Linked DNA regions of Homo sapiens: region 1 is linked to region 2. The links are chromatin loops, found by intact Hi-C in ENCODE. Cell type or tissue: spleen. All regions are shown on one strand. Each heading gives the region's core, and the rest is flanking DNA. Links, peaks and the distances in the headings are about the cores only.

Region 1 (10,556 bases), core at 2,271-7,270, 50 kb before region 2:
AAACTAGTGAAACCAAATGGATTTTTTTTTAAGTCAGGAAGGTGATTATAGTCAGAATGTTATCAGCTTCTCTTACTATAACCTTCAGGGTAGAAATTATGAAATGATAATTTCATCCTGAATATCGGGTATATAACATGCACTCAAATGTTTGTTGAAGAAATAAATGCCATCAATCCTGTTTTAGGTTATATGAAGACAGCTGTGATACTTGAGATAATCACACAGGATTTGAAGTCAGAAAGTCTGGAGTACATATTCTGACATCTACTAGCTGTGTGTTTTGGAGTGATACTCTGGCCCACTCAGCTTTAACTAGAAATGGAGATAATGCCTATTCCACCTATCTTACCATGTTATAAGAACTGAATAATGTTATAGTTACATGTGAGAAAGAAAAGTAAATAGTAGTCAGAAGCAGGACAGAGATGTCTGGCACCACCACTTCTGTTTAACATTAAGCTGTTGATTAAAAGTAGAGGCACAAGACTTGGAAATGAAGAGACAAACATTTTCTTCTTTGAGGACAATATGACTGTCTCCACAGAAAATCGTATAGGATCTACAGGCAAACTATTAGAACAGCAAAAGAATTATGTAAGATTATTAGACAAAATCATTTTACAAATATCAATAGCATTTATATACTCCAGCATTGATCAATTTAAACATTTAATTTTAAGAAGCCTATTCTCCAAAGCAACAACAAAAACATAAACTACATACGAATCAGTGCAATAAAGGATGTGTAAGGATTTTCAAAGAGACAATAATTTATTTTTAAAAACCATTAAAGACTTGAATTAATGGAGAGATACAGAATTATCATGGATAGAAAGATAACATTCTTTCCCCAAATTAATCTATAGATTCAATGTAATTCTAATAAAAAACCTTAACCCGATTGTTTAATTCTACATAATCATTTAATCCTAAAGTTCACAGAAAGAGCAAGGGGTCAAGAACAGTCAAAACCATTTTGAAATACAGAGAAGGGTGGGCAGAGGAGACTTCCTTACCGGATGTCAAGAATTTAGGATAAATAACAGAGAGGGCATTATAATCAGCAGGGAAACGTTGGACCATTCAATAAACTGCTAAGACAACTGATTATCCATATGGAAAATAATGGACTTTATGCCATAAACAAAAGTAATTTCAAAGTGAATTAACAAGATAAATAGAAAGGCAAAATCATAAAATTTTTAGACAAAAATTTTTATGACAGTAGGTAAAGAATTTCTTAAGACACAAAAGCCACAATTCAGATACAATAAAACTTCTGCAAAACAACACACACAAAACACCATAAACAAAATTAAAAGATAAGCCTTAGACTGAGAAAAGATACTATCAGCCTATATATCTCTAAAATATATCTTATATATAAAATAATATGTACCTGGGATTAATTAAGAATGTTTGAAGATCAATGCAAAAAATTGCAAATAACCCCAAAAAGCAAGTGGGCAAAGGATTCAAACAGGCAACTCCCATCAGAGGAAAATGGATTATGAACTTGTAAAAATATGCTCAACCTCACCAGAATATAGAAAAATTAGAATTAAAGTCATGAGTTATCATTTCACATCCATCAACCCATCATGTGCAGTAGCCTATATCCCCAGCCGTTGGATAAAATGAACAGCAGGGAAACAGTTAGTTGGACTTAAGCCTTTTTTTTTTTTTTTTTTTTTTTTGAGACGAAATCTTGCTCTGTCGCCCAGGCTGGAGTGCAGTGGTGCAATCTCGGCTCACTGCAACCTATGCCTCCTGCGTTCAAGCGATTCTCGTGCCTCAGCCTCCCGAGTAGCTGGGATTGCAGGCATGCGCCACCACCCCCAGCTAATTTTGTACTTTTCATCACCATGTTAGTCAGGCTGCTCTCGAACTGCTGACCTCAAGCAATCCGCTCGACTCAGCTTCCCAAAGTGCTGGGACCACAGGCATGAGCCACTGCCCCCGGCCAAGCCTTCTTTTCAATATTCAACTCAAGAGAGTGGTCTACTATGTGAGAAGACCCCTACAGTGAGAGACTATGAGGACTACCACACCTGGGCAGGGCTTGACTGAGAGATAGAAGGTGGAACCAGTGAGAAAAACATGCATTGTTTCTGCTACAGTTAACAAATATTTGGTTATCCCTACTGGTACCAATTTTTAAATATATCCATTGCTTAGTTTTTCAGGTCCCTTTTAAATTTCTTACTTATACTTGCTTTTCTTCCAGATGAATCTAGAATCATTTTGTCAAATCCCAAAACAAAATTTCATTGTTATTCATTGGAAAAAACATATCTGCCAAGGCAGGATTGGGAGGGTATGGAAAAAATGTGAACTCCTATAAATGGCTGGTAGGAATATAATTTGGTATGCATGTTATGGAGATCAATTTGGAAGTATCTGGTGAAACTGAAGATTAAGAATATCCTGTTGGCCAGTGATTCAAGTTCTAGATACATATCTCAAGAAATGCTCACATGTACACAAGGAAATATGTCAATTATTTCATTGCAGCATTGTTTATAAGTCAAAAATTGGAAATAACTGAGATGCTCATCAAGAAGAAAATGGATACATTGTGATAAACTTATTCAATGAACTACAGCATTTAAATGAATGATTTAGAGAAAGATGGTAGTGTGGATACATCTCAAAAACATGAGTGGTAAAACAAGTCCCAGAAGGTTTTGTACAGAATGATACCATTTATATGAAGTTTCAAAATCAGAAAAACAATCCTAGGTATGCATACATATAATAAGGATATAAAACCACTCATGGTATCATTCTGATAAACATCAAATTCAGAGCTGCAATTACTTATGTGGGTAAAGGGAGACAAATGAAATGAGACAGGGCTATACAGATTTCAGGCACAACTGTGATCATTCCTTTCTAAAAGAAAAAATATATAGGTAAAAATAAGACTATAAAAGTTGGGTGATAGATACTTAGGTATTTGTTACATTGTTTTCTGCATTTTTCTGTATTCTTGAAATGTTTCATAATAAAAAAGGCACAATACGAATACTAGCAGTTTCGTTAATAAATGTTGGCTGACAATTAGGTGGATCAAGGTGACTTAACAAGGTGAATTAACTCATTAATACAACAATAGTTGAAGACAACTATTTTCAAGTGTAGGAAGACTACTGATTCTTCCAGTGCTTACATTTACTAATACATAATATAATATGTGCCAGGCATTATGGAAAGTGGTTTACATGCATTAACTTATTTATCTCCATAATCACTCTATGAAGATGACGCTAGCATCATTCTCATTTTATAGTTAGAGAACAGGCTAAGAGTGGAAAGGTAAAGAGTGAAAGGTCACATAGGTGGTAAGCGGCAGAACTGGGAGACAAGCAAGCCCATGTGTGTCTAAGTCCCAAACCTATGCACTTAATCACTATATTATGCTATGAAAGGTTTCAACTTTACTAAATGAATAAAGATGGAAAAAAACACACAGAGTTACTAGGAGTAGAATTGAGAAAAATGCAATTAACACAACTTAAGAATTTTTAAAGGATCAGGGTGTGAGGAGGACTAAGTAATTGGGTATACATAATTAAAAGAAAGACCCAAACCTATTCTGAGTCCTAACACACAATGAAAATATACGTGACTTGGTGTGACATAGAAACACAGGCTAATGCTGGCAGAAAGTCAGTATTCCACAAGACCAACCACAGATAAAGATACAGCCATCTGTTAAGAGGGCGTCCTGAAACTGTAGAGGGACTTCTAAGGCTTTTAATCAGTTTTCTTGGACACATTCTACCAGTCTTTCAAGGCCCACCCTTTCTGATTCATCCAAGCTATATACTAAGTTCTGCCTTGTCTAAACCTGACTCACTTGGCAGGCAATAAACGTGACTTTTTGTTGGTATTTCCTAGGACGGCGGTCCCCAAACTTTTTGGCACCAGGGACTAGTTTTGAGGAAGACAATTTTTTCATGGATGGGGGTCGGGGGGTGGGGATGGTTGTAGGATGAAACTGCTCTACCTCAGATCATCAGACATTAGATTCTCTTAAGGAGGGCACTACCTAGATCCCTCGCATGCGGGGTTCACAACGGGGTTCGCACTCCTATGAGAATCTAATGTTGTGGCTCATCTGACAGGAGGCAGAGCTCAGGCAGGAATGCTCGCTTACCTCCTGCTGTATGGCCTGGTTCCTCACAGACCAGGGACCAGGACCAGTCTGTGGCCCAGGTGGTTCCTCACAGACCAGGGACCAGTACCGGTCTGTGGCCCAGGGGTTGGGGACCCTTTTCTATAGGATCAAGTCATCAACTCTATGGTGTTTTACGAGAGAATATACTGTACCTCAGTTGTCTTAGTTGGCATTATTTGGTAGCAAGTAACAGCCTTCTGACTTAAGAAAAAACTAAGTTGGGGAGTCTCTCTGTAAGGTTTTAAGGCTATCTTGTGGAACCCCAGGAGGATGAAATGCAGATAGTGAAATGCAAGACACTGGAACAAACACTGCCAAGTTATCAGGAATCAAGAAAGCCATTTTCTTTTTCTTCTGGGGTTGAATGTCATCTTTGCTTTCTCTGCCTCCCATGTATGTTCCAGATGTGACCTCCCAAGACATCAGTTTTCCAATTCCAAATTCTCAGGAGAAATCATCTAATTGGCTCAACTTTGACCAGATGTCCACTCCTTGTCTGATTTCTGAACAGCTCCTCACGGAAGGTGGCAGAAAGTAATGCTCAGAGAAGGGATGTAAGTCGGACAGATATCCTAAAAGGTCACTAAGCCAATACTTCCTGTATTTCGTTGTTGTCGATTAATCGGAGGCTTAGACTTTTTTTTGTGGGGGAAGGATGGAGGGGAGAAATAACTGCATTTCTCTGATGGCCTTTCCTAATCTTAAAAACCACTTCAGTGCTAGACTTTATCTTTCAGTCGCAATGAACCTGAAGATTCTTCGGCTGGTTTTTAGAAATGTTCAAATAGGATAGACTCTTACACAGGGGTGTAATTTCCTCAAGAAAATACACATTTAGGTGCTTCAGTCTTTTCTTCTTATTCCATCCTTTTCTGATAGGGCAGTCACTTCAGACACTTCATCCACTATCACTTTAGGTTCCAACTGTTCTTTTCACATTTTTGCATTAGAAATAAGACTTCTTCTCATTTTGGAAAAATCAATGTATGAACCATAGTCAAACAATGAAAATTCTAAAACACTTCACTACAGAAAAATGGAATCTCCAGAGTTAAGGGGGGAGGAAGGCATTGGAAGGAGGTTACCATTTGAATCTCTACCGTTAAGTCAGGCACTATGCTGAATGCTTATATTTTAATACAACAATCCTATCAACAGGGAGTACTATTGTTAGCCTCTTCATGGATGATGAAAATGAGGTTTTAAGGTAAGAAAACTACCAATATCACACATCTAGTAAGTAGCTTAGCATAGATTCAGAAGCAAGAGTTAAAAGGTGAAAAATGGGGAAAAGGACTGAAGGAGATAGGCCTTCTCAGGATATCATTCTTAACATCAAAAACTGTATCTTAAACGTATTTAATACAATGAAGTGGCATGAATCATGTTACATGACAATATACATGACACCTTTTTAAAAAATATATTCATATCATGAAGACTTTATAACATCAAATAAAAGCCAACATGGGAAAAAAAAAAACCTTGTATACCCTTTAGACTCCAGATTTGGCCAAGCGTGGTGGCTCACGCCTATAATCCCAACACTTTGGGAGGCAGAGGTGGAAGGATCACTTGAGCCCAGGAATTCAAGACCAGCCTAGGCAATATAGTGAGACCCCATCTCTACAAAACAAATTAAAATTAACTGAGCATGGTGGTGTGCACCTGTGGTCCAAGCTACTTAAGAGGCCGAAGTGGGGAGGATTGCTTGAGACCAGTAAGTGGAGTCTGCAGTAAGCCATGATTGCACCACTGCACTGTGTGACAGAGACAGACCCTGTCAAATATAGGGAAAAAACAAACAATAAACCCTGGACTAGAATGAATTTTTCTGGGGAGAAGGTGTAGGATTCCAAAAAGACTAGGAATCACTGACAAAAAAAATTCTTCTCTTTTGCAATTTGGCAGCCCCTCTTAAAAATTTTTCCACTCTGTCCCTCACAAAGTCCCCCATCACCCAACATACCACACTGTACCTTTGCAAACGCCATTTCTGCTGAGTTTCCCAGACTTCATGCAGAATTCTCCCTCTTCTAGGTTTCTACAGTACTTTGTTTCTGCCACTAATATATATATTTACATTATACGCAAATCTGTCTGAACAAGGCAAGGGGCCAATGTTGTTTCTTCAACACTAAATAAAATTATGAGGTGATTTCACAAAAATATCAAATTTGTACCAAAGATATCAATTAATTTGTTTTGTGCTTATTGTCAGACAACAAAAGACTTAGTACTCATTCATGGCAGTCAGTTTTAAACATACTGTTTAGTGAAAAATAATTCTTTTACAACAAAAACGATTGTTACCAGCTTCATATAATTAAAACTGAAAACCAAATTGTGTAACAGGTAGCATAACATGTCAGTTTATATTATTTTAAAACCAAATGTTATTCCATAATCATTTATGCAACAACCCCAAATTTCAAACAATATTGAACACAATACAAATTTTTCATAAAACAAAACTTTTGGGTCTGAGTAGGCAGTACTGGAATTTAAACTACAATTAAGAGCCTAAGGGGATGCTTGCTCTATTTTAAGTGATTGTAACGCAGGAGTGTTTAACAGAACCACTTGAGCAGCTGTTTCAAAACACATATACACTCCATCTCCAGAGATGTTGATTTAGTAAGCTGAGGTGGCTACCAGGCCTATGGAATCTCTAAAATGCTCCCCAGCAATTTCTAATGAACAATACTGTTTAAGAACTATTTTCTATGAAATAGGCTTGACATGCTTTCAGCTTATATGTATGTGTATTTTTAAGTATCTTAAGCATTGCCACTATTTTGAAAGACCAAAGTTATTTACAGGGCATCTGACTTTCTGCGGTAGGTGTAGCTCCTTTAAAAGGTTATGTGCTTTTTGGTTGAGTCACTTTTCAGTAATTAAGCCTCAATCTATAGAAAATGAGATGCTCTTTAAGTGATACTTTCTTAAATTAAAATTTGAGGTATACAGATAATCGCGTCCACTAAATGTTACAACAGGAATTATTTGTACATAAATATATTCAATATGCACTAACTCTAGCCTTTACAAAAATAAAGCAATTGACAAAACACCTATTAGAGTATACCTACCCTGAGAATTATACACAATACTAATAGGTTTTATAACCAGAAAAAGTTGACATCAGAGCAAATCTTCAAATGTTGTTTCCAGAGTATATTCAACATTTTAAAATATAAAAATAGAAATATTTAAAATTATCTACACTGAGGTTACATAACTTTGGTAAAAGTTCCAAAGTTCACTAATATATTCCTAGGGGGCACTAAAAAAATCTACAACTTTATTTAAATAATTTTCAAGACTACTTACTTTCTTCATTGCATTCATTCTCCACGAATTCATAAAATATGCATGGACACCTATCGATTCAAAGTACACCATAAACTTACTGTAAAAATCCAGTATTACTTAAAACATCTCTACTATCATTCAAATGGTTTAATCTGACTTAATGGGCAGTTTGCTCAAGTGAACCACCTGCTGCTCACTTAATTCTCTTCACATTAATCTTAATTTAAAAATTCTAAAAATTACCTAAAGGATTTTAAGATTCAAAATCTAATCCCTGTAACTTCAAAATAATTGTAAATTCTAGTGGTTCCTTTATATTATTCCAAGTAGAACTTCCTATTTTACATCACAGGCTTAAGTCTCACATTTAGAAAAACTGTCCATGTTTATGCGTGTCTAGAGTTCTCCAATGCAATCAGGTATTACAGACAGAGTCAGACTGGGCCTGGAAAACAGAAAATGGACATCTTTACCCCCACTGTATACATGTGTTAAGAAACTTGATTTTTACTTTAAAACATCTACAATACACAATCACATTAATACTCTTTCCTCCTACTCTGCCTTTATAATGATGAAACACATGCAAATTCAAAGGCAACTTTTTCAAGTAACTCCTGCCATGGTTACCAACGCTTGTCTTATCATTTTCAGGAGTCTTAATGTAAATTCAGGTTTTCGATAAATCAAAATATTCTGCATTGCTTTAAAACGGAAAACAAAAAAATTGCAAAATGGTACTGATAAAACTGATATGAATCAATGTGGGCTAAGGGCTAAGACTTTTTTTCAAAAATTTTATTTAATAAGCTCATTCTTATTTACTCTAGGTAAAAAATTAGTAAATGACCAGTGTCTCTATATATCTCTTCTTCAAATAAATGCCTGTTTACAATTCAGTGTCTAAAATCAAGAATCTAAAAATAAAAAGCCAAGTTGAAGAAAAATAAACCACCAATTCTTACCCCATACCACTGCAATATTTTTTATGCATAGGAATACAACAAACTCAAAAGAAAAAAAAATAGTGTTTTATTAACTACCACACTGTTATAATACACTTTAAACGTACAATAAGGTAGCCTTTAAATTTGAGGTGGTCTTAAGAATAACAAATGAACAGAATTCCAAATTTTTGAAATAGGTGAACTGCTGCAGTTACAGGTATACATTTAGGAAAACTGTATAGCTCTTACAAGACCAGCAATGTAACTTTATTTTGTACATTTTTGAATTGAAAATATAAACAATAATTAAAAAATAAAAAGAAAATACAGCATAATAAAAAACATACGCTTCTCAATTAAATGTACTGGATACATATAAATTTTAAGGGAAGAAGCAAAAAAGGAAAATGATTGATATTTAAGTGCAGACTGACTACCTAGACAAAAAAAAAAAAGACTTAAAAAAATATCATAAAACCTCTAGTTCTTCTATGACTAATATCCATATGGTTGGAGTATCGTCACTATGGAAGTGATTTTGTTATGTTTGCATATGTTACACTTTACTGGTAATTTACATGATGGCTTTTAAGGCCCTGGGAGACATGGTTTTTGGAAACAAGATTGGATAAAAATCACTGCTAAGACGCAATACACCTTATTTTTTTGGTCCTCCAATAGTCAAGAAAAGGGATAATTCACTATAACATTCTCTTACCACCCAAATGCCTCAACTTATACATTTTAAACTTTTTTAAACATTGGTTATATTGCCCAACTTCGTTATTGAAAGAATATTAACAAGACATTATTTTGGCAAATTAAATCTTAAACATGGCTTTTCAACAGGATTTAAAAGGTGACTATCCCTAGAGTTCCATGTTAAAATGTAGTTTTCAAAATCTTACAAGAGTAATGCTTAAAATATTGTACATAGTTAACCTAATTAAAATAATTAGCTTCAAAATGACAAATTGATAAGCTAAGTAAAGCCTACACTATGTAACATTTGCTTGGAAACTTGATTTGTCAGTTATGCATAATAAAAATTCCAGTCATCAAGAAAATTACAAAATTTTTTATCATAACATGATTTCTTTCACCCACCAGCTTTTTTATCTTACAATAGATAAATACCAACATGTTCTCATTTTTACACTAAACCACACAGGATTGATGCATTTGGTTAGACTACCATTCGCATTGTTAAATTCAATTTTCTCTTTATATAACTTGGTAAAATTTCATTTCTTCTAGATTCCAAAAGTACCTACAAAACCCATGCAATTTTACCATTTTTAATATACTATGGAATATCATACAAAGTAAGGCATTTCAGTGTCATGTATAACCAAGTTACTGTCAATCCAAAAATTTTTGCACATCAATAAAAAGATATCTAAGAACTTAGGAACAATATTCTTCTCACTACTGTATAAAAATAACCACAATGAATAAGTATTTGTGTAATATTTACTCCATTGTCTCATTTCCAGAAACTGTGACAAGCTGTAAAGGTATTTCAGTGTTGGTAAGGATATCTTGATTGCTGGTGGCGGAAGTATTAACAGTTCCTATCCCTGAAACAGAACCTTGTTGAATATTTGCAAGGATAAGCGTTGTTCCTCCTGCAGTAATCAAAGTATCATCTCGCGCAGCTTCCACAGATGCCAGCACTGTACTGCTAGAGTGAATACCTTTTTTATTCTGGTGTGTTTTAATATGTTTGGCAAGGTGGTCACTTCTCATAAAGCGTTTTGAACATTCTGGACAAACAAATTTCTTCTCACCTGTTAAGAAAAAAATTAAGTTACTTGGTTTTAAAAATTCAACTTTAATAGCTCAATCATCTCCCCCAAAACAGAAAGTAAGTCAACGCTGACAGGTGAGGATGGGAGCAGGGGTCTATTAAAATTGTATTCATTTTACGAGCTACCCCTGCCAGATTTCTCTTACAGAATATTTCTCCTTAAATCTTTCATCTTTACTTTTTGATGACTAGCAGTCTTCAAACATGTATTATATAATAGATGGATATTCAAATAAGACTTTAATATCTCAACTACGCTAAGAGTTTGTTTGAAATACCTGTGTTAAGATGCCAGCTA
Region 2 (10,556 bases), core at 5,525-10,524:
GTAACATCTCTGTAATGTCTGTGATTTTAGTTCAAGTCAGAGATGAACTTATTTCTACTTATCAACATACTTGAAATAAAACTTGATCTGTAGATTGTACTTCTTCAACACAAGAAAATTCTTAGCCATTATTTCATCAAACATTGCTTCTCTTGCCATTCACTTTATTCTTTTCTTCTGAAATTCCTACACTGGTGGTTCTCAATCTATCCTCCATGTCTTAACTGCTCGTTCATTATCTCTGTGTGGTATTCTGGGTAAATTCCTAAGCATATTACTATTTGCTCAATCCATTCTAAAGGTTGTCTTTTTTCTCCCCGAAAAACTTTTATGTTTCATCTAAGAAAAAGCACTACCAGTTTAAAAAAAAAGAGAGAGAAACACTGACATGCCTTGAATAGCAAGATGCACTCCGATTTCAAAAAATTGTCTTAGAATCAATGAAATGGGTTTCTCATGTACAGGATTTGATTGTTTTTCCGTATTTATTGTTTTTGTTTCACTTCTTTTCTATAGATGCTATTGCTTCTTTTATCTCACTGACAATTGCAAGCATACTGATTTTCAAAGTCTTCAACAGAATGTTTTGTTTTCTTTAATCTGACATGAATTCATCTCCTAATTGTTGATTTTATCAGCTATCTTTCACAGATTTTGTCTTCATGTATTTTGGAATTTAGGTTTGCAGGATCATCTTGAATACAATTTTTTTCTTTCTTTCTCAGTATTACAATTTTGGGTCTGGCATTTCTGCAAGCCCCAAAACTCATATATAACTCTTGTAAGCAGTAATACTGGCTATATCACAAATCCAAACACTCAGCTAACAGTTCAATGGTTCAGATTGGTTCAGATGTGGTGGTCGTAAGACTGTGCTGATGTCCTCCTATTTTCCTGCATCATCGTCTCATCTCCGTAAATCTTCATTTAAGTCATACCTCAGGATAACAAACAGCAACAACTTTTTGTAGCTCCCCTTTAACAAAAAAGAGCCCTACTCCAGGCTCTTGTTTTCAGCAATGAATCTAACTCTGGGTTTTTCTGCATGTAGGGTACTTTTATCTATATTAATAGCTAATTAAATAGGATGTAATTCTTGACCTAAATACTTAGCAAGTATAGGAAGTCCTTATACCCTTATCCAAGGTTTTGCTTTCCACAATGGTTTGTTACCCATAGTCAATCACAGTCTGAAAACATGAAATTAAAAATTCCAGAAATAAAGACTTCGCAAGTTTTAAATTACATGCCATTCTTTGCACTAAGAAATCTCATGCTGTCTCATTCCATCCCACCTGGGACATGAATCATTCCTTTGTCCAGCCTATCCACTATACATGCTACCCACTCATTACCATATAGTAAAAACCATAGTGTATATAGGGTTTGGTACTCCCTGAGGTTTCAGGATCCACTGGGGGTCTTTGAACTATCCCTCACTGATAAGGGGGGCGACTATTCTATTTTCATCCTCCTAAAACTAAAAATTAAGCAATATTGTAAAAAGTGTATATGCAGTATAATTATGACAATATTTTAAAATATATGACACTAAGTCTTATTCCTAAGAGATAAGAGAAAATTTCACTTTCTACATTAAATATTTCCATAATGTTTTTGTTTTCCATATCAAGCCATGTATTACTTTTGTAAGCAAATCAACTTTAAGTACAGAAAATAAATAATTATAAGTCTCAAAATTAATAAACCAAAAAAATCGTTGGAAAATCAGAATATGAATAGGTTTTCCCCAAGCATTAAAATAAAAATCTTAATTTCTAAAATTTAAAGACCATAGCATGCAATACATACATGATTCACAAATGAACAGGAACTCAGACATAACCAAGCTAAGTGGTATGATACCTAAATAAACCATCCTCAGGTTATTTTTGATAAGACAACTTTAAAGTCTACAGAAAGCAACAGTGTAAAAGTCTTACACAACAACCTTTTATGTTGTGTAAGAGGGGCAAAAGGAGATCTACCAATTACTTAAAATCAGCACAGATCATAGTCATCACATTTTGTCTATTCTTTTTGTAACTCTAAAAAGACCACATTTCCATCATACACTCTACTTTTCAAGCAATAGGGTTGGCCTTTTAGCAGTATTTGTGCATTTCTATAATCAACCAGTTCTGACAGTGATCCCTTAGGTAAAATCAGTAAGGATTTATCTTTCACCTTGTTAGAATCACAAATAAAAATGTTTCAGAAGACATTTCCTCCACTTACCATGTAGAAAATACTTTATTCAAGGCTAGTATTTTACCCTCAAAAAGGAAAAAAAAAAAATCTGAAATAAAAATAACCAAAAAAAGGGAAGAAAAATACAATACTGATATAAATTAAAGAGCACACTGCCAAGACACTATAGGAGAGTGAAAAGAACAAAGCCTAGTTGTGAAGCCTTGGGCCAGTTACTTTCCTATCCAACCGTGAGAATAGTAAATAGATTAATGTAAGAAAGAATTATATGAGATAATACACCTAAAAACACCTAAACAGTACCCGATAGAGTAGGAGCCCATAAGAGATCCATCCCTCTTTCGCCTGTCAATCTTTAAATACTTAAATATTAAGTTAAAAAAGCCTGCCTTTTATAAGGCTTCTATTTTCTCAAAAAAAGATAGCTACCAGTTAACCTGCAACTATCCAGTTTTTCATGAATAATGGGGAATTCTAAACATTAAGTTGTTTGCTTTTAAGAAGAAATGACTTCTATAAACTCTTCTTCCAACTTCAAACACCTGACTCCATTTTAAATGTGCCCAGTCTTGAAAGATTAACTGTATTTTAGATAAAACAAAATCTGACAGAGGACTAAAATTTGAGAGACTGAATTAAGTCTTGGCTTAAATTTGGGGGAAATTTTGACATTGGAAAGATACATAAATTCACACTTTGCCTCCTCTTACCCAGTTTCAAATATACAGCAACGATAAAGTAAAAATGAGACAACAATGAAGTTTCCTAAAACAGCATGCATTTCTCAGTGGGCCACAAATGGACAGAAATATGTAAGATTAGTAGGGTTTCAGCTTGGCGCCTGATGTTTCCAGGAAGATGGAGATTTGCCTTCTAAAGGATAAGGAGTAGTAAAAGTACCCCAAAAAAGAAGGGAACAAAGTCAGACTTACTGCTTAATACAGGCTCGAGTAGAGGTCATTTTTGTTAAAGGGGTCCTTTAAACTTAACAAAAACAAACAAAAAGGCAAGTTCCAGAGCCCTGGTTTAAAAAAAAAAAAAGTACTTTCTCCTTTATTTTGGGAAATTGTTACATTAATGTCATGCTTATCAAAAGTAAAGTGCAGGCTAGGCACAGTGGCCCATGCCTATAATTCCAACACTTTGGGAGGCCAAGGCAAAAGGACTGCTTGTGCCTAGCAGTTCAAGACCAACTTGGGCAACATAGCAAGATGCCATCTCTACAAAAAATTTAAAACTTAGCTGGGCATGGTGGCGCTAGCCTGTAGTTCTACACATTCAGGAGGCTCAGGCCAGGAGTTTGAGATCACAATGCGTTATAATCATGCCACTGCACTCCAGCCTAGAAAACAGAGACCCTGTCTCTTAAAAAAAAAAAAAAAAAGTAAAAAAGGCAAACCAAGGATGTCAAAGTTTTCAGCATTTTCATCTGGGCATACTACACGTAACACTGAAACAAAAATGTTTTGCTCTGATTTTCTAGTGAGAAAAAGCATCTTAACATATCTCCCTTCTTGCCAATTAGAAAGATAGTATACCAAGAGAAAGTTTATATCCTCAAAATGAATTTATTACTAAATATGCTATGTCTTATACAGCATTTTTATTCTCACTTGCTTTAACTTTTACTTTCTCAAATAATTTCCCCGTTCCTTTAAAATCAGGACAAAATTCAAATTTAATGGCTTTCTGGAGTATTTATTTTACCCTTCCTGGGCAACATTCAATAAACTAAAATTCCATTTTGTATTCAATATACACAGTGTTTCTATTCTGATAACATTTGAAAAGAAATTACTTTACTGAAGAACTTGGTGCTTTATACCAACTTCATTTCATGACCAACATAAATCCACAAAAATCAAAGTTTCTAGATTTATTTTCTAACACCTATAGAACGCTGTAACATTAATTTTGTACACACATTAAAAACTAGTTTCTAAAAACTATCTTTTATGTCTTCAGTAGTCTGTCACTTAACTCAAACCTTTTAGTCTCAGAACTCCTTTCCAAACTTACACATTACTGACGTTCACAAAAAACTTCTGTTCATGTAGTATATGTGTATACTGATACTTACCATATCATAAACAGAAATTTAAATTTAGTTCATTTAAAAATAAATCCATTACACGTTAACATAAATTAACATTTTATGAAAAACATTTTTCAAAACAACAAAAAAAGTTTAATGAGAAAACCATGTTTTACATTTTCACAAATCTCTGTAATGTCTAGAGTGAATAAAAGAAGACATTTAAAGTCTCAGATCTGCTCCTGCATTCAATCTCTTGCAATATGGTTCGGGCTGAACCATATGAAGAGTATCTACTCACGGATATCTACCTGGAAAGGGCAAGAATAACTTAATATCCTTTCAGCCAATTGTGGGTTTTCTTTGAATACTACACCAAACTTAACAGGTGGCAGTTTCTTCAAGTTCAGTCCAAATGTGGAATCTGACACTACCTGTAAACTTTCTATACTGTTATTGGTCTATCTCGCACTTTGAATGGATCTTTTACTCATGCATGATTTTATAATATAATGAGTTGGTCATCTGAAAACTGCCGGTTCACTGAACTATCATACAGATCTTCCAAGTGTTAGCACATTACATTAAAATACAGTATCAAAAAAGCTTTGTTAGTATCACTATCCATCTCATCAGAAAAATATTAAGAAGGTATCAAGCTCATAATAGATTTGAGTTTTCTAAAATTCTAATTTTCACTGGAAAGCACAAATTTTGTCATCTGCAGCAGCAAATGCTTTCCAGTTTTTTTCCTTCACATGACAGGCTCACTTCATTTTTTTTTTTTTTTTGAGGAAATATCTGTCACTTAAGTACATTAATCTCAAGACCACAGTTTATCATTCTTTCAAGTAAAAACAGTATTTGATGAAAATAGCATCTAGTTCAGCTTGCAACTCACAGAACTGCATAACTGAGGGAAAAAAGTGGTTTTTTAAAGACAATTCTTATTTTGATATGCAGCAAAAATGCTTTATTAAGGCATACTTCCCATTTCATCATAAATACTACTACAAAGATATGCAGTAGGAACTACAAACCAAAACCATAAAAAGATACCACTTCACACCCACTAGGATGGCTGTAATCAGAAAGATGGGCAATAATAAGGTTGGTGGCGCTAGAGAGAAATTGGGACTCTCAACACATTGCTGATGAGAATGTAAAACGGTATGGTCTCTTTGGAAAACCGGTTAAACCCAATTGCCATATAACCCAGCAATCCAGTCCCAGGTACATACCCAAAAGAAAACATTTCCACACAAAATACTACCTACACAAATGTTCACAGCAGCAATATTCATAATAGCCAAAAAGTGTAAACAACCTAAATGTCCACCAGTAGATAAATAAAATGTGGTATATCCATACAGTGGAACAGTATTCAGCCATATATAAAGAAATGAGGTAATGACACATACCATGACACAGATGAACCTTGAAAACATCATGCTAAATGAAAGAAACCAAACACCAAAGGCCACATATTGTACAATTACACTGATACGAAATAACTGGCAAATCTGAAGGGACAGAAAGTAGCATAGTGGTTGTCAGGGTCTGAGGGGAAGTGAATGATGAGTGACTGCTAAAGGGTATGGGTTTCCTTTTGAGGTAATAAAAATGCTCTGAAATTAGATAGTGATGATGGTTGTACAACTCTATGACCATAGTTACAACCAGTGAATTGTATAAAGAGTGAGTTTTACGGTATGTGAGTTATATCCCAATAAAGCTATTATTTTTTAAAAGACATGCAGCCCTCAAGGGTCAAGATTTAGTAAATATCTTTTCTTACTGGTTCATCGAGGTCATTCTTGAGTGAAACTGGGATTTTTCTTTAACTGCAAGTGCATGGTCATGAAGAATACAGCAACAACTATTACAGTTTGCTGTCACTGCCTTGATTTATGCTAAGACACAAGCAGTTTTATCCACCACCACTGAAAGTGTCAACACAGAGAACAAGGCAAACAATTTCTTAGTGCAGCTTGATGTGAAGGACCTCTGAGAGGGTCTCAGGGATATCCAATGGTCCACAGATCACATTTTAAGAACTACTGTTCTAGGCCAGGAGCAGAGCGGTGGCTCACGCCTGTAATCCCAGCACTTTGGGAGACCCACACCTGTAATCCCAGAACTTTGGGAGGCCCACACCTGTAATCCCAGCACTTTGGGAGGCCAAGACAGGCAGATCACTTGAGGTCAGGAGTTTGTGACCAGCCTGGCCAACATCTTTACTAAACCTCATCTTTACTAAAAATACAAAAATTAGCCGGATGTGGTGGTGTGCACCTGTAATCCCAGTTATTCAGGAGCTAATCCCAGTTACTCGAGAGGCTGAGGCACGAGAATTGCTTGAACCCAGAAGGCAGAGGTTGCAGTGAACCAAGATCACACCACTGCACTCCAGCCTGTGTGACAGAGCGAGACTCCATCTCAAAAAACAAAACAAAACAAAAAAAAAAACAACTACTGCTCTAAACCAGTTTCAGAAATCCTAATCCCAACCCCTAAAAAAAAATAATCACAGCTTCAGAAGGCTTAAATGCAATTAAAGGATTTCCAAATACGGATCTGAGGTTCTAAGACCATTTCAATTTTCTAAGCATGTATCACAAATTTATCAAAAGAAAAAAGGTAATCTTTAAATGGTGATGGGAGTTATGTCAATCAGTTCAGTTAAAGTGTCCCAATTTAAGAGTTTAGAATCACTGACCTGGTGAAAGAATGTTAGTAGTACAATCTCCACAGAAATCCAAATACAAAACAGAATTAAAGTAATAAAGTTCAGGATTTACTGCACAACAAAACATTCAATCAAATGTTATCTAGACAGACAACATTAATAGGGTAAAAATGACACTATCTCTTTTTAAACTTTATTATTTAATTCTTACACAACATTCAAAGAGCAGACTTCAGAAATGTCTACCCATACTATTGACAACTATTTCTAGCACAGCTAAGTTTAATGCCCACTATCACAGAATCAAAGAATTTTTGGTCTGGAAGGTCACCTAGACAGTTACCTAGTCCAACACCTCCATTTTACACAACAAGGAAACTGAGTTTGCGAAAGAAAAATAACTTGGTCAAAATCACACACCTAGCAAGTGGCTGAGGCATATTTACTCCCTGTACCATGTTTTCACTATACCAACCTGACTCCTCAACCAAATATAATGCATAAAAATTTTAATTCACATCACACTAAGGCCAACCAAGACACCCTACCTGCCAAATAAAAATTTTATAATGCCTGACAATATCAATCAGATGTCAAAACAAATATAAAATTAAGAAAAAACTATAAATGTTAATTGGCATAATAGAAACATGAATCCCTAACTTCAAAAACTACAAACTTTCAAAGAATAATTTGGAAGATACTTTGATGTCTACTTTCATACAAACATATTTTCATACAAACATTGATCATTAATTCTAATGTGAGTCTGATGCTGATAAATACCTAAAGCAAAAAATTTCCCTCTATGTATTATCACTGAACTTATTTATGGCATGACATAACTTAAGACTCACCTGCAGGACTGTCAGCATTCTCTCCTGGATGTAGCTGTATACCAGCAGAATCTATAGAGTTCACTGTAACTGTTTGTAGATTTGGCAACTGACCAGTGCTTAGACTAACTGGAGTTGAAGTGAAGGCTCCACCTGCCGCAACTTGACCAAGTGTGAGGGTTTGAACAGGCGTCAAAGTTATTTGTTGGGCAGCAGTATTCTGTATTTGCAAATTCTGCAAGTTCTGGACCCCTTGTACTTGAAACGTTTGCCAAGTTACCTGTCCAGAAGGGGTCACTGTCTGTGCCTGAATTAAAAAGGTTCCAGGATTCAGCTGCAACTGAAGATTTTGCAAAGCCTGTTGTGATATATTTTGACCACTGGCTTGCACACCATGGATTGTCTGTGGTGTAATACCTTGCACAATTTGGGCTTGACTGGTTGGCTGCTGAGACTCTTGAAGTTGTAGATGCTGTACAACAGGCTGTGCTGTAGAAACCTGAATATTCTGTGCCTGTGTCTCTTCAGAAACAGGCGACTGGATATAATTTCCCTGAAGATCTGAAGAATGAACCTGCCCACTAGATGTAGTCAAGCTATTTGTGTTTTGTTGTAATATACCTGTACTATCTATCGTAACAGGCAACTGTGATGAAGAGGATGTTGGCACAAATAAATCTGTATCAGTATTAGTTTCATTAATATCAGGAGAAACCCGCTCACCAGTCCTTTCTGAATTGTCTGAACTATCCATAGCTTGTCCTGTGTTTATCAAATGTCCGTCGGCATTAATGCCTGCAGTCATTGTCTGAGAACTGCCCGAGAGTCCCAAAGAATCTAGATCGACACTATTGATTGGTACAAACGTAATATTTCCTGGCAGACCAAGAGGCACATTAGCAACTACTTGGGTTTGACCAGGAAAAGATGAACCACCAATTGCAACTCCCTGAACCTGGACTTGACCAGTCTGTGGTATGAGATTCTGGATGTTAGCAGAAGGTGTTCCAGAGGCAAGTAAGGTTTGATTAGAGCCAGGAATGATCTGAATTTGACTGCTTTCTTGATTTATACCCCCATTATCTGAAGAGCCTGTGAAACCAATTTGAACCTGCTGACCATCTGCTGACTGGATCTGTGGTATCACTTGATATTGAACACTGGACACTGTACCATTTGATGAATCTGATCCTGGTGCAACGGAAAATATTTGTTGATTCTGCAAATTCTGAAGGGGAAGAACATACTGCCCACTTGAAGTAGCAGCACTTGGAATCTGGACTAGATTACCAGCTTCATCTTTTATAGTTGTAGGTGTGGCTGACAAAACCTCCCATCGGTTTGGTGCTCCTCCTAACTGTGCAGAAGCCAAATCACCTGTCTGGATGAAGAAAACAAAAAGGTGATATATTTGTGGTATATTTAAATCAACCCTCAAAAAATTCTAAAAACTGGTATAAATCCTACTACCTGAAAATTCAACTTATCTTAAAACACAATGGAGTTCAAATACAGGAGCAGTACTATATGAACTACAATAATTATCACTTCCAGTTTTGTTACTGCAAAGACAATTCATCCTATTTGAGTGGGATAAAAAAAATTCTCGGAATGTTCATCACAACCACAGACCAATTTTCTAATCCTGCATCTATGATCTCTAACACTACACAGTTAAAACACAAAACAAAACAGTGGAGATGGCTATGACCAAATCAGGTGCATTATATTTGTGTATAAAAAGGAAACATAAGCATAGTGTATTAAGTCATCCGACTTAGAAAAGATTTATTGCTATAAGCCTAAAATCAAACAATGAAATCTACTCTTTTGTGGCATCTATTAACATACTCTAAAGTAAACTCATGGCTAGGGCTATTCCATTAAGCTATCAAACTCTACTTTTTCCATGAACTAATGAAAAACAAAGACCTTAAAAAAACTTAATGAGAAAAAGTCATTGCCCTGTGACCACATGACAACGTAGCCCCATTTGAAAGGTTTCTCTAGGATCAGAAGCTGGAGGATACACACTGTGACTTTACTTACTAGTCTAAGTTTTCAGTAGAATGTCTGGCATATACCTTTTGTATTCTGGTGTATTAATACAATTTGAGGGAGAGAAAGATAATCTAGGGTTTCATTATATTCTCAATGGGAATCTCAATGGGACCATAAAAATCAGTTGAGACATACACAGTTCTCTCAACATAAACCATTCTATAAAACTTAATGCAAATATGATAAACAAAAAAATCTTAAGTTTCTTAAAGAAACTCACTACCTAATTTTCATGAAGACATAGTTGAGAAATATATACAGTTATTTCAGTGGATGAACCACAGTTAAATGACTGAATTCAAACATTTGAACGTAATTTACCAAGATGAAATACACACGTGAGTAAACCCATGACATACAATCCCAATCTTCAAACGGTTCACTGTCAATCCAAGCAGACATACACACATCCATGCTAATACAATGTGAAAAGTAGCACAGACTAGTCATATGATCAAAACACTCTGTGGAAGACACAAGATTGAAAAAAAAGATTTCATACAGAGATAAAGTAGTATTAGAATATAAGATTTTCCTGTAGTCAGTTAAAAAAGAGGCACTAATAAAAGCATAGAAACAATAAAATCACAAAAAGAAACCCTAAATAATAATATGCAGTTTGGAGTTGAAGAAAAGATCCCAAAAAGGCTCATATTCATAGAGGAAAGTAATGGGGAACAGGACTAGATATTTTTATCAACGCTTGTAAATGGCTTCACAGATC

Evidence for each region. Peaks named below come from ENCODE experiments on the same cell type or tissue, not always from the same donor. Only the 100,000 strongest peaks of a DNase experiment are listed, where the experiment ranks them.
Region 1: it touches region 2 in a loop (2.1-fold over the local background); 15 of 110 quality-filtered maps call a loop at or near these places.

What each region holds. Positions count from the first base shown.
Region 1 is chr2:173,900,020-173,910,575 of GRCh38, forward strand. It overlaps SP3 (Sp3 transcription factor), which reads right to left. Exons shown (of 7, transcript NM_003111.5): 7 at 756-10,238. The coding sequence ends at 9,922. Among named protein-coding and RNA genes, the nearest start is that of SP3, 60 kb to the right of the region's middle. In spleen, for the core only: no CTCF peak of the experiment used is centred there; no DNase peak of the experiment used is centred there.
Region 2 is chr2:173,947,081-173,957,636 of GRCh38, forward strand. SP3 (Sp3 transcription factor) reads right to left here. Exons shown (of 7, transcript NM_003111.5): 4 at 7,793-9,152. Among named protein-coding and RNA genes, the nearest start is that of SP3, 13 kb to the right of the region's middle. In spleen, for the core only: no CTCF peak of the experiment used is centred there; no DNase peak of the experiment used is centred there; H3K4me3 peaks cover 2,369 bases; H3K27ac peaks cover 1,916 bases.